Regions from separate parts of the Homo sapiens genome. Here region 2 is linked to region 1. The links are chromatin loops, found by intact Hi-C in ENCODE. Cell type or tissue: endothelial cell of umbilical vein. All regions are shown on one strand. Links, peaks and the distances in the headings refer to the core of each region. The heading gives the core; the rest is flanking DNA.

Evidence for each region. Hi-C counts contacts between places; a loop is a spot of excess contacts. Peaks named below come from ENCODE experiments on the same cell type or tissue, not always from the same donor. Only the 100,000 strongest peaks of a DNase experiment are listed, where the experiment ranks them.
Region 2: a loop joins it to region 1, with 2.9 times the contacts of the local background. A loop is called at or near these places in 54 of 110 quality-filtered maps.

Annotation. Positions count from the first base shown.
Region 1 is chr7:105,762,751-105,769,609 of GRCh38, forward strand. The region is part of intron 3 of ATXN7L1 (ataxin 7 like 1); the gene reads right to left. Among named protein-coding and RNA genes, the nearest start is that of ATXN7L1, 110 kb to the right of the region's middle. RefSeq lists enhancers at 4,043-4,102, 6,207-6,708, 6,709-6,859. In endothelial cell of umbilical vein, for the core only: a CTCF peak has its summit at 2,524; a DNase peak (open chromatin) is centred at 2,561.
Region 2 is chr7:105,881,913-105,888,771 of GRCh38, forward strand. No RefSeq gene overlaps it. Among named protein-coding and RNA genes, the nearest start is that of ATXN7L1, 8.7 kb to the left of the region's middle. RefSeq lists silencers at 2,840-3,023, 6,448-6,644. In endothelial cell of umbilical vein, for the core only: no CTCF peak of the experiment used is centred there; a DNase peak (open chromatin) is centred at 3,679.

The sequences.
Region 1 (6,859 bases), core at 964-4,963:
GACTTAGAGACTGATTTCTAATGAACAGAATAGAGTGGATGTGACAGCGTGTCCTTTCTGAGACTAGGCCATAAAAGGCATTTTGACTTTCTCCCTCCCTCTCTTGGGTTGTTGGCTCTCAGGGAAGTCAACTGCTATGCTGTGAGCAGGGCTGTGGGGAGGCCTAAGGTACTGAGCACCAGGAACTGAGGCCTCCAGCCAACAGCCATGTGAGGGAGTCATCTTAGGAGTGGGTCCTCCAACTCCAGTTAAGCCTTCAGATGAAAGCTTGACTGCAGCCTCATGAGAGACTCTGAGCCGAACCACACAGCTGAGCCACTCCCAGATCCCTGGCCCACAGAAACTGTGCAAGACAACACAGATTTGTTGTTCTAAGCTGCTAACGCTGGAGTCATTTGTTATGCGGCAACAGGTTACTAACACACTCTTCCTACTTTAGGGTAAGGCTCTCGTCTTCTCCTCCCCTTCAATTCCCTTCTTAGGTTCTATTTTCATCTCTTCTCTCTTGAGGATGTCTGGTATCCCTGTTGCCCCCTCCACTGACCCATCCCTCTGTGTCCACTCAGTCCTCACAGTCTCAAGGACTCTTTCCCAAGAAGGGGGAATGGAGGAGGGAGGAGCTCCCCAGGACCTGGGTTTGCAATTCCACTCTTGCCTGCCATCCAGAGTGACATCTGGCATTAGGAGAATGACTTTTTTGCAGAGGGCAGTCTTCCTCAGGCCATGAGGCTGCCTCTTGTTTTTAAACCTGGGGGCATAATAACTTCAGCCAGGCCCACAGCCAGCATGAGAAGACTTTGCAAACATCATGTTCCCCTTTGTATCATATGCTCATCTCCTGTGCCCTTTTTGCTCATCTGCAATTTCTGCAAAAGGTCATGTCTCATTTCAGCTTTGCCATTAAGTGCATTTGACACTAGGTGGGAATTCCAAAACTGGATGAAGATGCAATCTGGCTTAAATGCTGCAAGGTGGGCCGCTATACTTCACCCCAACCAGCTGTGTCCTGCTAGCATAGACACCCATGCAGGAGGTGGCAATCTGATAGTCACTTCCTTCATAATTATACATGGGGCAAAATGTAGTTTTTTTTTTGTTGTTGTTGTTTGTTTGCTTTTTTTGAGATGGAGTCTTGCTCTGTCACCCAGGTTGGAATGCAATGGCGTGTTCTCGGTTCACTGCAACCTCCGCCTCTCGGGTTCAAGTGATTCTCCTGCCCTAGCCTCCCAAGGAGCTGGGATTACAGGTGCCCGCCACCATGCCCAGCTAATTTTTATATTTTTAGTAGAGATGGGGTTTCACCATGTTGGCCAGGCTGGTCTTGAACTCCTGACCTCAGGTGATCCACCCGCCTCAGCCTTCCAAATTGCTGAGATTACAGGCATGAGCCATGGTGCCCGGCTGTAGTTTTTAACTAAAAACAAAAAAATCCAGGTAGCTTTTCCATCTGGTCAAATCCTAGTAATTTTTACAAAATCAATCTCAGTTTAACGGAGCAAAATCAGACAGAGATAGATGTCAATTTTCTAGAAGGCTTGGCAAAGCTTAAAGAAAAAAAAAAAACCACAATGGACCTAAGCAGTGGAGTGGACCCCAAAGCAGTGGTTCTCAAAGTATAGTCCCAGGGCCAACAGCATCAGCGTCATCTGGGGACCTGCTAGAAATGCACATTCTGGGGCCCCAACCCAGATCTACTGAATCAGAAACTTGGGATGGGGGAGCCGCAGTTGATTTTAACAAGCCCTCCAGGGGATTCTGACACATGACTACAAGTTGCGTATCACTGACTTAAAGGATTAAACATCTAAATCATTCATTCAGTCATAAGCTATTGACTGAATACCCACTATTTGTCAGACATGGTGAACTCTGGGGCAATGTGGAGGAATGAGAGGGAATGTCTTCCTCAAGGAGTTCACAATACTCTCTTCCCTTGCTTTATTACAAAGCTTGAAAAGAATGCAGGAATCTGAAGACATAATCCAAGGAATGGAAATTATTCTTTATATGTAACTTTTCAATGGACAGGAGGCACATCAAAATTTTTTTTTCCAGGAACGATCATACTCTCAAAATAGTAACCTTTCTAAAGTAAGTAAATGTGTGGGTTTAATATATCATGTACAGCTGGCTCAGGCTTTTAGGCTTAAAAAAAAAAAGATTATGAGATTCCACCATGAATGAAATGCAGGATTATTTCAAAGATTCACTTAGGCATCTGTCTGTCTTAATGAACAAACTATTCAGTGTTACCATCTTCCTTGAAGTAGGAGTTCTTGCCACCTCTCTTAAAATAAGTCTAGGCCGGGCGTGGTGGCTCACACCTGTAATCCCAGCACTTTGGGAGGCTGAGGCAGGTGATCACTTGAGGTCAGGAGTTCGAGACGAGCCTGGCCAACATGGTGAAACCCCGTCTCTACTAAAAATACAAACATTAGCCAGGCATGGTGGGGCATGCCTGTAATCCCAGCTACTCAGGAGGCTGAGGCAGGAGAATTGCTTAAACTCAGGAGGTGGACGTTGCAGTGACCAGAGGTGGCGCCACTGCACTCCAGCCTGGGTCAGAAAAAAAAAAAAAACCCTCTAAATAAGTCATAACAGCTCATTTGTATTGTGTGCTGGGCTTGGGATATCTGTATTCATTAACTCATTTGATCCTTCCCTGATCCTACAAAGTAGATGCTGATCCTACAAAGCAGATGTAGCAAACACATACAGTCTGCAGATGAACAGAGTCTGAAAGAGGCAGAAACAGGAACCCAGACTCATCTCTTAACCCCAGGCAAATGATCCTCCTGTGCTGTCTCTCATCCCCCTTGGGTCATCTTGCTGCTCATTAAACTACTAATTGGGAAAACATAAAAGGAAATACTACTCTCCCCTAAAAGGTTTCCAGTATGAAATCCCCGGCTAAAGCTTAAACTGTGGGATTTATTTTGAAATTTTAAAGTTCATGCTAGATTTCTCCTTCAATACCATAGATAATGAAGAGCTGGCTATAAACTTCTTATGGTCACCAGCATTAGTAGCCTGTGTAAGAATCCGATCCATGCTCAACAGATCCTGCTTGGAGACGATGCTCCACATTTCCTCCTTTCTCAAGGTGTCTCAAAGATGCTTATGGACTCACTGTAATACTATCAGAGTAGATGACTTTCCTGTATCTGGGATGAACTTGAACTGATCCAGTCAAGCCTGGGCCCTTGTGACCAAGGATGTCTAGTTAATCTGGCAGCTGTGGGGATGAAGAATGTGACCTATGGCCACAGAAGAAATCAAAACTGTCTGGCTAGACCAGAAACACACTCAACCCTTTGGCATAGGCAGGAGGTGTGCCGAGGGGCTGAGCTCATTCGCCACACAGGCTTATCCTTCATTTACAAAGGAATCGCAGGTCAACCATGTTTTGGCAACTAGATCAGGAGCCCTCTTCTGCCTATTGCATCCTTGGACATAATCTGGTGGCTTTATCGATATATAAGCAACAAATTCAAAGTCCACGTGGGCTGCGTAAAAAACTCTGAATGTATCTCTCAAGCCACTTACAGTGCGTGCAACGTGAAGGAAACTGAAATGTATGCACCTTTCCCACTGACTTTCTGTAATCAAGTCTTTTTAGCACAAAAAGTTCAACTTCCATCTGTTTTTAAGTCAGGGATGCTTGTTGGTTTGTGCCGAGACATTGATTTGATTAGTAGCATTCTGTGGAACTACAGACATGAGATGTTGAGCTCACAAACGTATGATTCATTTCGGAATTTTGAAATGAGAAATGCACCTATCAATGACACAGAAGCTGGGAGATTCTGAGAAAGCATTTCATGCATATAAATGGGACATGTGATGAAAAAATATGCTTATGGTTACAACCCCGAAGCCAGGGACCACCCCACTGTGCTCTCCACCCTCGAGAAGTGACGGCTCCAAGGGAAACCGCTGGGATTAGACGATCCTGTGTTTGGACACCCATATGCTGCCTCATTTATCTACCTGTGACAGGGACAGTGCTGGAAGAGAATCAAAAGATGACAAATTGCTTCTGGTTTTAAAGGAGCTGTTCAGGCTGGGTGTACACCCAGGGGGAACCAGCTTCCGTGCCAGGAGCCATCACTTCATCCCAGTCTAAGGCCACATTTTGGCAAACATCAACCAGCAGATGACTGCTGTCTCCTTTCACCAGTGGATTCAAAGACGCTTGCTCTGAAAGCCCGAAATTCAGTCTTTCTGAAGACGTGTGCAGCAGAGAGCAGATCTGCCCACACACTGCAGTGAGGCAGGACGGCGGGCAGGAAGCAAGGGTTCCAGATGACAGGGATTTTTCCCGTGTTGAGGCAGACAGATAACAGGGGAATGATTTTGCAGGGGAATGACTCCAGAGCAGAGAAAGTATAATATCAGTAAATGACCCTAGAAAAGACTGATACAAGTGAAATAAGTGCACAAAAATTTCCAAGATGCTGGCCACTGGAATCCGCTTTTGGGGACACAGAAGCCCCCAAGATTCCAGCTTTCCTGGGGGTAGAAGGGAGGCCCACCGGGAGTTTCAAGAGGGTCCACCTGAGCAAAACCCGGCCCTCCATAAGCCCCTATACTCGCCAGCCCCTGGTCCAGCCAAGGCCATGTATCCATCCAGCTACGATCCTTGCTGCTTCTCTCCCGCCATGCGTCCTCTCTGGGAATGACTATGTAATTCATGGTTAACCCACTCAGTCCTCTGGAGGTGAGCTTTCCTCAGCCAGTCCAGCTTGTTTCTTCTCTGCCATGTGCTGAAATTCACAAGGCCAGAGAAGTGCCTTGCTGTGTTTAAGTGTATAGATGTCTGGTGTTCTCCTACATGTTGCAGTCCTATTTACTTATTTTATCCTCCTGACAACCTCTGAGACAGGTACTATTATTACCCCCATTTTGAGCTTGATGAAATTGAGGCACAGAGAGATGAGGACTGGCTGAAGGTCATACAGCCAGTGAATAGCAGAGCTAAGGTCAAGCCCAGATAGCTTGGCTCCAGGGTCTGGCTCTTTCAGAACCCCTCTGCTGCCTCTCCGATAGAAAGCTCCTTGAAACCCAGCAGCTGCAGCCCATGTGGGCACTGGCTTGCTCAGGCCTTCCTCCTTCTCCAGTCCACCCCTCTGGAGTTCGACTGGTACTCAGGGCTGGAGTGCAGAGCCTGCAGTGTGAAAAGACAGAGGCTCATCTCCAAGCCCCTTATTTGTTTCTAAATTCAGGCCAGACGTCTAAACGTTTGTTTTGTGCTTGTTTTGAACATTCCATCGTGATGCCCAAGGACGCTTCATAGATGATCTCTCTGTTCTCCTTAGTGAGCATCTGGCCCCCTCTCCTCAAACCTCTTGTCTCTGGGAACACTCTTCCTGCCACCAACTGATGTTCCCTGCCTAACCTCATTACACATTTCAGCTAAAAATGCCTATTTTCCATGTGGCAGTGAGGTATAATTATAGCACAAGTTACATGCCAAGGCATTTTCAAATTTATCATTTCTAATAATAACCTTGGTATATAACCACCATACCCATTCCATAGATGGGCAAACAGAGGTAGGAGGTCATAGCAAGGTTGCAAGGGACTCCCAAATTGCCAGGTCACTTGAGCCACTTGCATACAATTCTCTCTCCAGATCGCTTTCTCTCAACTTCCTATTCAACAAACTTATCTGTGGCCTAGGAATGAGAGACGTTAACAGGATCAAGTTGTATCTGTGCCTGTACTCCAGCTCTCAGAATACTAACAAGCGACTCTAAGCTTTGGTGGCAAGGTTATCAATGCTTAGCTTTCAGCCAAAACCCATCACGAGTAGGTTTACATGCATGAAACATGTACTTGGAGTTTTTGGTCTGCACAGTTCTCTTATTACCCATTGTAACTAATCAGAATGCTGAAGGGATTTATTCCCAGCATCTGCTGAAATGACCATAACTTTTGTTCTGATAGAATCTTCTGGCCAAGCAATGAAAGGGTAGACTAGAACCTACAAGAAGACGAGTAATCTTCCTTCAGAGTCAAAATCGTAAAACTGGTTTTCAAATAGTTATTGCAGAAAGCTTGGGTCCTGAGTAAGGAAGATAGAAGACAGCTAGAGGATGTATTCATTGCATGTAAATCTAGAATTAGAAACTGTAAATGTTGGAAGTTTCATAAAAGTAAATTTGCCTCCTGTACTGGGTGCATTTTTTTGCTGCTCTGTAAGCCTTTTCCCCCCCTGGGGTCTCTATCCATGGAAAATGCAGTTGTGGGGAGTCAGGAATCCTGACTTCTAGTCCCAGCTCTGCCCCTATCACTTGTGTGGCCTCAGGCAAATCACTGAATTTCTTTGAGCTTCCAAATCTGTGAAACCAGTTTCCGCCAGTGTACCTTACTGAGTTGTTATGAAAATGAAAATGAGTGAGCTACAAGAGTGCTTTGGAAACAGCAAGATACTGTAGAAATGGAAGATATTTCTATAGGCAAATGATCAAGCTCAAAAGGCAGTCGTGAGTACAGAAGACTCTCAACTGTTTTCAGAGGAATCATCTTCCAGAGACATTGCTGAGAAGTGGCTTCTGGAAGCGTGACCATGGAAGCGTGACCATGCCAGTCTACCTCACGGTATTCAAAAACAGGCGACGGCACACTATTTTGTGTGTTTGCTGTCTCTACTCGTGTTCGTGCTTGACTCTCTTATCCCACCACTCAGGCAATGCTTGGCCCATAGTGGGTGATCAGAAATGTGAGACAAATTAAGGAATGCCAGCCTAAGTATTTTAGTCCCCCGAGCACAGGAAGTTTGTTGGTGGGAAGGAATGGGGGCGAAGACGGGAAATTTCTGGAAGCCTGAGTGTAGGGTGACCGGCTGACTCAGGCC
Region 2 (6,859 bases), core at 1,904-5,903, 120 kb after region 1:
CTGGCCTGCATCAGTTATGTGGAGGCCTCTGTCTGAAACCTCTGCCCAAAACCTCCTCTTGACATATACATCATGGTAATATATAAATATACCTTTATTCAGGAAAGGTCCTAAAAGACCGTTTGCTATGCAGAGGGACTGCAAAATCCAGTTTGGTTGCAGACAAAACTGCCTTTGCATGATGAGGTAAATAGTTGTCTTAAAACTAAGTAGAGTGTGATTTCTGCTTGTTATTGTTTTCTTTGAAAAATTTGTTTCTTCCATAAAAGAAACTTGACAGTGAATTTTGAAAATCATGTGATATAGTTTGGCTGTGTCCCCACCCAAATCTCAACTTGAATTGTATCTCCCAGAATTCCCATGTGTTGTGGGAGGGACCCAGGGGGAGCTAACTGGATCATGGGGGCTGGTCTTTCCCATGCTGTTCTCGTGATAGTAAATAAGTCTCACGAGATCTGATGGGTTTATCAGGGGTTTCCGCTTTTGCTTCTTCCTCATTTTTCTCTTGCCGCTGCCATGTAAGAAGTGTCTTTTGCCTCCCACTATGATTCTGAGACCTCCCCAACCATGTGGAACTGTAAGTCCAATTAAACCGGTTTTTTTTTTTTTTTTTTGGAGACAGAGTCTTGCTCTGTCACCCAAGCTGGAGTGCAATGGCACAATCTTGGCTCACTGCAACCTCCGCCTTGCAGGTTCAAGTGATTCTCCTGCCTCAGCCTCCCAAGTAGCTGGTATTACAGGCATCCACCACCACGCCTGGATAATTTTTGTATTTTTAATAGAGATGGGGTTTCACCACGTTGGCCTGGCTGATCTTGAACTCCTGACCTCAGGTGATCCACCCACCTTGGCCTCCCAAAGTGCTGGAATTACAGGCATGAGCCGCCATGCCCGGCCTAAGCCTCTTTTTGTTCCCAGTTTTGGGCATGTCTTTATCAGCAGTGTGAAAACAAACTAATACATCATGAATAAACATGTTCTCCTCATGAGATAGTAAAACAATAGAGATAAGGGAGAAATATCCCCTTCAAATGTGGTCACTCCTGTACCCCCAGGTCTAAAGGCATTTTTCATACCATTTTCTACACATTTACCTACGGTATATGTCTGTCATTATGGGTGTAGATGATATTGCTGTGTGCGTTGTCTTTTTTTTTTTTCTTTTTAATGTGAATAGTATCACTTCACGGACATTTTTCTGTAATTTTCTTCTTTCACACGTGCTGTTAAATGTTATTATGTGTGGAAATACCTCATTCTTTTAAACTGCTTCATGGTATTCCATAAAATGTTCCAGGGTCTATTTATCTGTTATTTTTATTCTTATTTATTTATTTATTTATTTTTCGAGACAGAGTCTTGCTCTGTTGCCCAGGCTGGAGTGCAGTGGCGCAGTCTCGGCTCACTGCAACCTCCACCTCCCGAGTTCAAGTGATTCTCCTGCTTCAGCCTCCCAAGTAGTTGGGATTACAGGCATCTGCCACCATGCCCGGCTAATTTTTGTATTTTTACCAGAAGTGGGGTTTCACTATGTTGGCCAGGCTGGCCTTGAACTCCTGACCTCAAATGATCCACCCACCTTGGCCTCCCAAATATTTATCTGTTAAGTTGATAGACATTTAGGTTTCTAGTTTTTATGAAAAATAGGTAGTCAACGTCTTTATTTTTATGTATGTTTCCTGGGCACGTGAGGAAGTATTACTACCCAGAAATAGAATTGCTGGGTATGTGCATTTTTAATTTTAATAGTTCTGCCAGATTGTCTTCTGAAGTAGCTGAGTAATTTATACTTCCACTAGCAGTACAGAGATGTGCCCATTTCCTTAATTAATGCTCCACATTTTCAAACCTTTTAAATTTTGCAAATGTTATGAGTAAAAAAAATTTGATTTGTATTTCCCTCATTTGTGGTGTGTTTTTGAGCATTTTCCTCTCATGTTCATTGTATTTGTACTCTGTAAATTGCTGTTAGTATCCTTTGATGATTTGTCATTGGTATTATTTAGAGCTGCTTATTGATTTGTAGGAATTCTCTATGTATTCTCGATTTGGATCTTTTCTCTATTTGGAAACAATGTAATTTTCCACCTTGTTGCTTTTCTTCTTTTGACCTTGTTTATGGCATCTTTTCCACACACGCTTTTTCTCCCCTTTGGAAATAGTCGACATTTCAGGCTTTTCCTTGAGGCCTTTTGTTTTCTGTGTCTTGCTTAAGAAGACCTTCACTTCCTCAAGGTCATAAAATAGTTTCTTATATTTTCTCTTTATGCTTTATAGGTGTTTGGTTTTTTATTCAGATCTTGGATCTTTTGGTTAATGATGTGAGGTAAAAAGTTAATTTTCAATCTTTTTCCAAACAGTTACCATTTATCCTGAGAACCATATATTGAATAGTTTATCCTTTCTGTAGAGATCTTTCTTATGCTTATTTTCCAAACACCTGGGTCTGTTTCTGAGCTCTTTTTCTGTTCATTGTTTGAACTGTTTCTTTTCCTGCACCAATTAATTACTCTTCTTTAAATAATATGCTTTGTGGTCTACAAAAAATCTTTTTCATTATAGATTTAGTAAATTCTATCTCTAAAAAATTATTATTATTATTATTATTTTTATTTTTTTTTTTTTGAGACGGAGTCTCACTCTGTCGCCCAGGCCGGACTGCGGACTGCAGTGGCGCAATCTCAGCTCACTGCAAGCTCCGCTTCCCGGGTTCACGCCATTCTCCTGCCTCAGCCTCCCGAGTAGCTGGGACTACAGGCGCCCGCCACCGCGCCCGGCTAATTTTTTGTATTTTTAGTAGAGACGGGGTTTCACCTTGTTAGCCAGGATGGTCTCGATCTCCTGACCTCATGATCCACCCGCCTCGGCCTCCCAAAGTGCTGGGATTACAGGCGTGAGCCACCGCGCCCGGCCAAAAAATTATTTTTTTTAATTCCTGGGAAGTGTGTTATACATGACATTGTTCAACATTTGCCATGTCTAGAAGATCATAGGAAACAGAGCCTCACCTCATGCCCACAGGATGCTGTAAAGATGGGCCCAGCGACTACAGCCACCTCGGCTCTTGGTGAAGCTTCCCCTGAGATGATTTTCCAAGACAAATATCTCAGACTTGGGGAACTGAATTATTGAGAGATATTGTCTTCTAAGTTTCTAAAAAGGCCAACCTCTGTGGGTGGTGGTTGGGAATTTTCTTGAATGATGTGGACGCTCCCAGCTGTCCGTCAGGCCAGAAGGGAGAAAGTAGAGCCATGGAAAGTGAAGGCTGGAGGAGAGGGAGACAGCAGACCTGAGACAGGGCATGGAACCCCTGGGCTTCCCAGAGGGGAAGGGACTGAAGGTCTCCCTGGGTGGTGGGAGAGAAGCAGGTGGACCCTGTGGGCTGGGAGCTGGGCCAGGCAGCGTCTGGAAAGAGGACCTGTCTGGAATGACCAAGGTGTGACTCTGGAATCCTTCAAATCCAGTACCCAGTTGTAAGGTTTTCTGTGTTGTCATTTCTTTTATTTTACCCAAGTTTTTATTAAATGACCTAGCCTTCGATAGCTGTGCTATGGGAAACTAAATTATGAGTTGATACTGCTGTAGGAGCCACAACAGGAAGGCTGCAAGTATCCAGCTTCATGCCAGCCCTGTGTGGTAACAGCACCATTATTCAAGAGAAGATGGCAATGCTGGGAACCTGGCAGGCAGCCAAGTACCAAGTGAGCAGAGGGGGATGCCTGAGCTGTGATGTTGTCCTTAACACTTTCCCCCAGCCCTACCTTTTAATACCCTGCAAAGGAGGAAATCCTGGAAGTGAGAGACCAGAGTCTGGGTTTTATTTATATGACAGGAAGTAGAAGCTAGAAACTTTAAGGTCACAGAACACCCATAGTAGAACTTAAAGTCCAGGTCTCCTTTGGTGGGAGGCCAGCTTGCTGTTTCCCAAGAATGATGCTACGGCCATAAATTTGAATTTCTGTGTAGGCCAGTGTTTCTCTACTGTGGGCAGTTTTGCCACCCCCTCGTCCCAGAGGACATTTGGCAATGTCTGGAGACATTTTTGGTTGTCATGACTGGGGGGTGAAGGTGCTACTGATATCTAGTGGGTAGAAGCCAAGGATGCTGTTAAACTTCCTACACTGGAATGCACAGGACGGCCCCTACCTCAAAGGTTGATCACGTCCAAAATGATAGTGATGAGATCGAGAGAAACCCTGATGTAGGCCAGTTAATTTTAGGTTTTCTTTTTTTTTTTCTTTTTCATTCCTGGATAATAAATGCCTAACTCTCACCAACTACCTTGCCATCATGGGCTTCTTCGATCAGAAATCTAGTAAGAGAGTATGGTGGGGGCTGCGAGACCCATCATCACTACCAAAAAACATGAAGTCTTTTCACTTTCAATATGTGAAGACCTAAATTATGTAATTGGATGAATGATATTTGTAGAGTCAAAGAGAATGTGAGTTCTCCGTCTTATGGGTATAGTTATTATGTAATAATCAAGTAATGTGGTCTTTTATTGTCTTAATCTTTCACAAACCATTGCTTTCCTACTCCAATAGGAAGCCTGATCAGATACTAGATAGCTCTTATTATTGCCAATGTATGGATGATGAAACTGAGGCTCAGAGAGGAAGTAAAATAAAGCATGGCTCCCCCCTACTGGTTTACTATATTCCAAAGTTATTAAACACCTGGCCAGCACTGCTGTGTAGGTTGTACACTGCACAATTGTGTCCCTTCTAAGGAGTCAGTGTTCAAATCACAGACATCAGAGATTTATTATGATAATTTTTCTGGCAGATGGCAGTAAAGTAGCTTATTCTAACAAAATTGGGAATATAAAGACTATTTTCTAACAGATGGAAGTAGTTTTTTGAAGCAGGTGAGCCTTTTCCTGATGCTCACTCAGGTGCTAGATGGACTAGCAGAAAGAATGGCGTCATTGATGTCCCTTTGTATGTGTTACCAGTTCATCTGGGAATTTTACTTTTTGCTGGAAAAGGAGTCACCCTCCCTTGCCAACCACATGTGTGGTTATACATTGGTATTGCAGAGTGATGCCATTTACAAGTAATACATTTGAGTTGGCAGATTTCCCAAGGTTTCTTTTGTATATGAGAAACATAGTGCCTTGGGTCATGGAATAAATATAAGAGCCTCGGTATCTAATTTTGGTTGTTCACACTTCAGTTAGGGCTTAAGTCATCCTAAGCTAGGCTTGGAAGAAAGAGACATTGACATTTGTATTAGTTTAATAAATTTGGCAGCAGGGAGGTGCAAAGAATGTTATTTCAATTATAGATTGACCCATGATTGATTTAGCAACATGCGTTGCTTAGGTTGTAATCGATGCCAAGTAATGGCAGGTTCTGGACTCTTAGGAAGGTGGGCACAAATGTTGGGGAATTGATCAATGGATGAGCTCCATATTGGCCTTCTACAGGGAGAATAAAAATACAAGTAAAATATTGTAAGATGGGAGTGATAGCATTGCAGATGTTAACACAGCCTGTCCAAGCTTTTATCCTTTGTACCTACGCAGCCATTTTTTTTAACACATGGGACACTATTCTTCAACAGATTTGTTCTCTTCTAAGTTTGTTCTGAATCTGTAGTGTGTGTCATTTCACGGTGTTTTAAAGAGGAAAAGGCCTTGCTTCAGTTGAGAAGGCTTTGATTTTTCCACCTACACAAATACCCTGGCATTCAGGGAATCTGGCTAATTTAAAAAATTATCTCTTATAATGCCTAGTTACTACCCCAGTTCGTGTTGGAGGTGGAGTATACAAAGGAATTACAACCCCCACTTTATAATCGGGATAAGAGAGGTTGACAGACTTACCTTGCCTGGCCCAGTGCCAAGTGCCACGTGGTATAGACTAAGAATAGTTGCTTCTCACGAGGAGCTTATTTAGTTTGGGGGAGATTGTGTGCAATCAATAATTAGGAAACAGGATAGCCTGTGAGAAGATGCTGATCTGATGTGCAGGTAGGAAATGTCACAGGAGGCTGAGCAGCACGGATGGCTGTGGTGGGCAGCAAAGTCTCAGGAGAGAGGAGAAACTTGAGCCCCGCTGTGAAAGGCAGGGAGGATATAAATAGCTGGTGGGCAGAGTGACCCAAGGCTGAAGGATGTGAATAGTGGCCATCTTAAGTAAGAGCCTCAGGTCACAGAGATAACAGTTCCCTGTATAAAGACCTTAGTGGAAACCAGGTGAGTCTCAGGAAGTTTGGAATCAAGAAGACTTTAAAAGAGTTGCACAGTGTTTCCAAGATTAAAATCTGCAATGTGACATAGTATAGCTAATAATACAATGTGTTCTTAGTCACAGGGTATATTTCTTTTTTTTTTTCTTTCTTTTTTTTTTTTTTTGAGACGGAGTTTCACTCTTGTTGCCCAGGCTGGAGTGTAATGGCGCAATCTCGGCTCACTGCAACCTCTGCCTCCCGGGTTCAAGCGATTTTCCTGCCTCAGCCTCCCTGGTAGCTGGGATTACAGGCATGTGCCACCACGCCCAGCTAATTTTGTATTTTTAGTGGAGAGGGGGGTTTCTCTATGTTGGTCAGGCTGGTCTCGAACTCCCGACCTCAGGTGATCCGCCCCCCTCAGCCTTCCAAAGTGCTGGGATTACAGGCATGAGCCACCGCGCCTGGTCTTAAGTGGTATATTTCTTTGAGAAATACTTTTTATCAAGAGCAAATCTCTAAAATTAGAGCTCTGTCGATCCAAACAAGCTAATTAGGTGAGAAAAATGAACTTTTCAAAATCCTTTAACCATCTGGTTGGCATGTTTAAAAACTACAACCAATCATACTGATAAAAGGGTAGTCTCTACATTTGTGGCCTACCCTTGAAAGCTCCAACACTGGG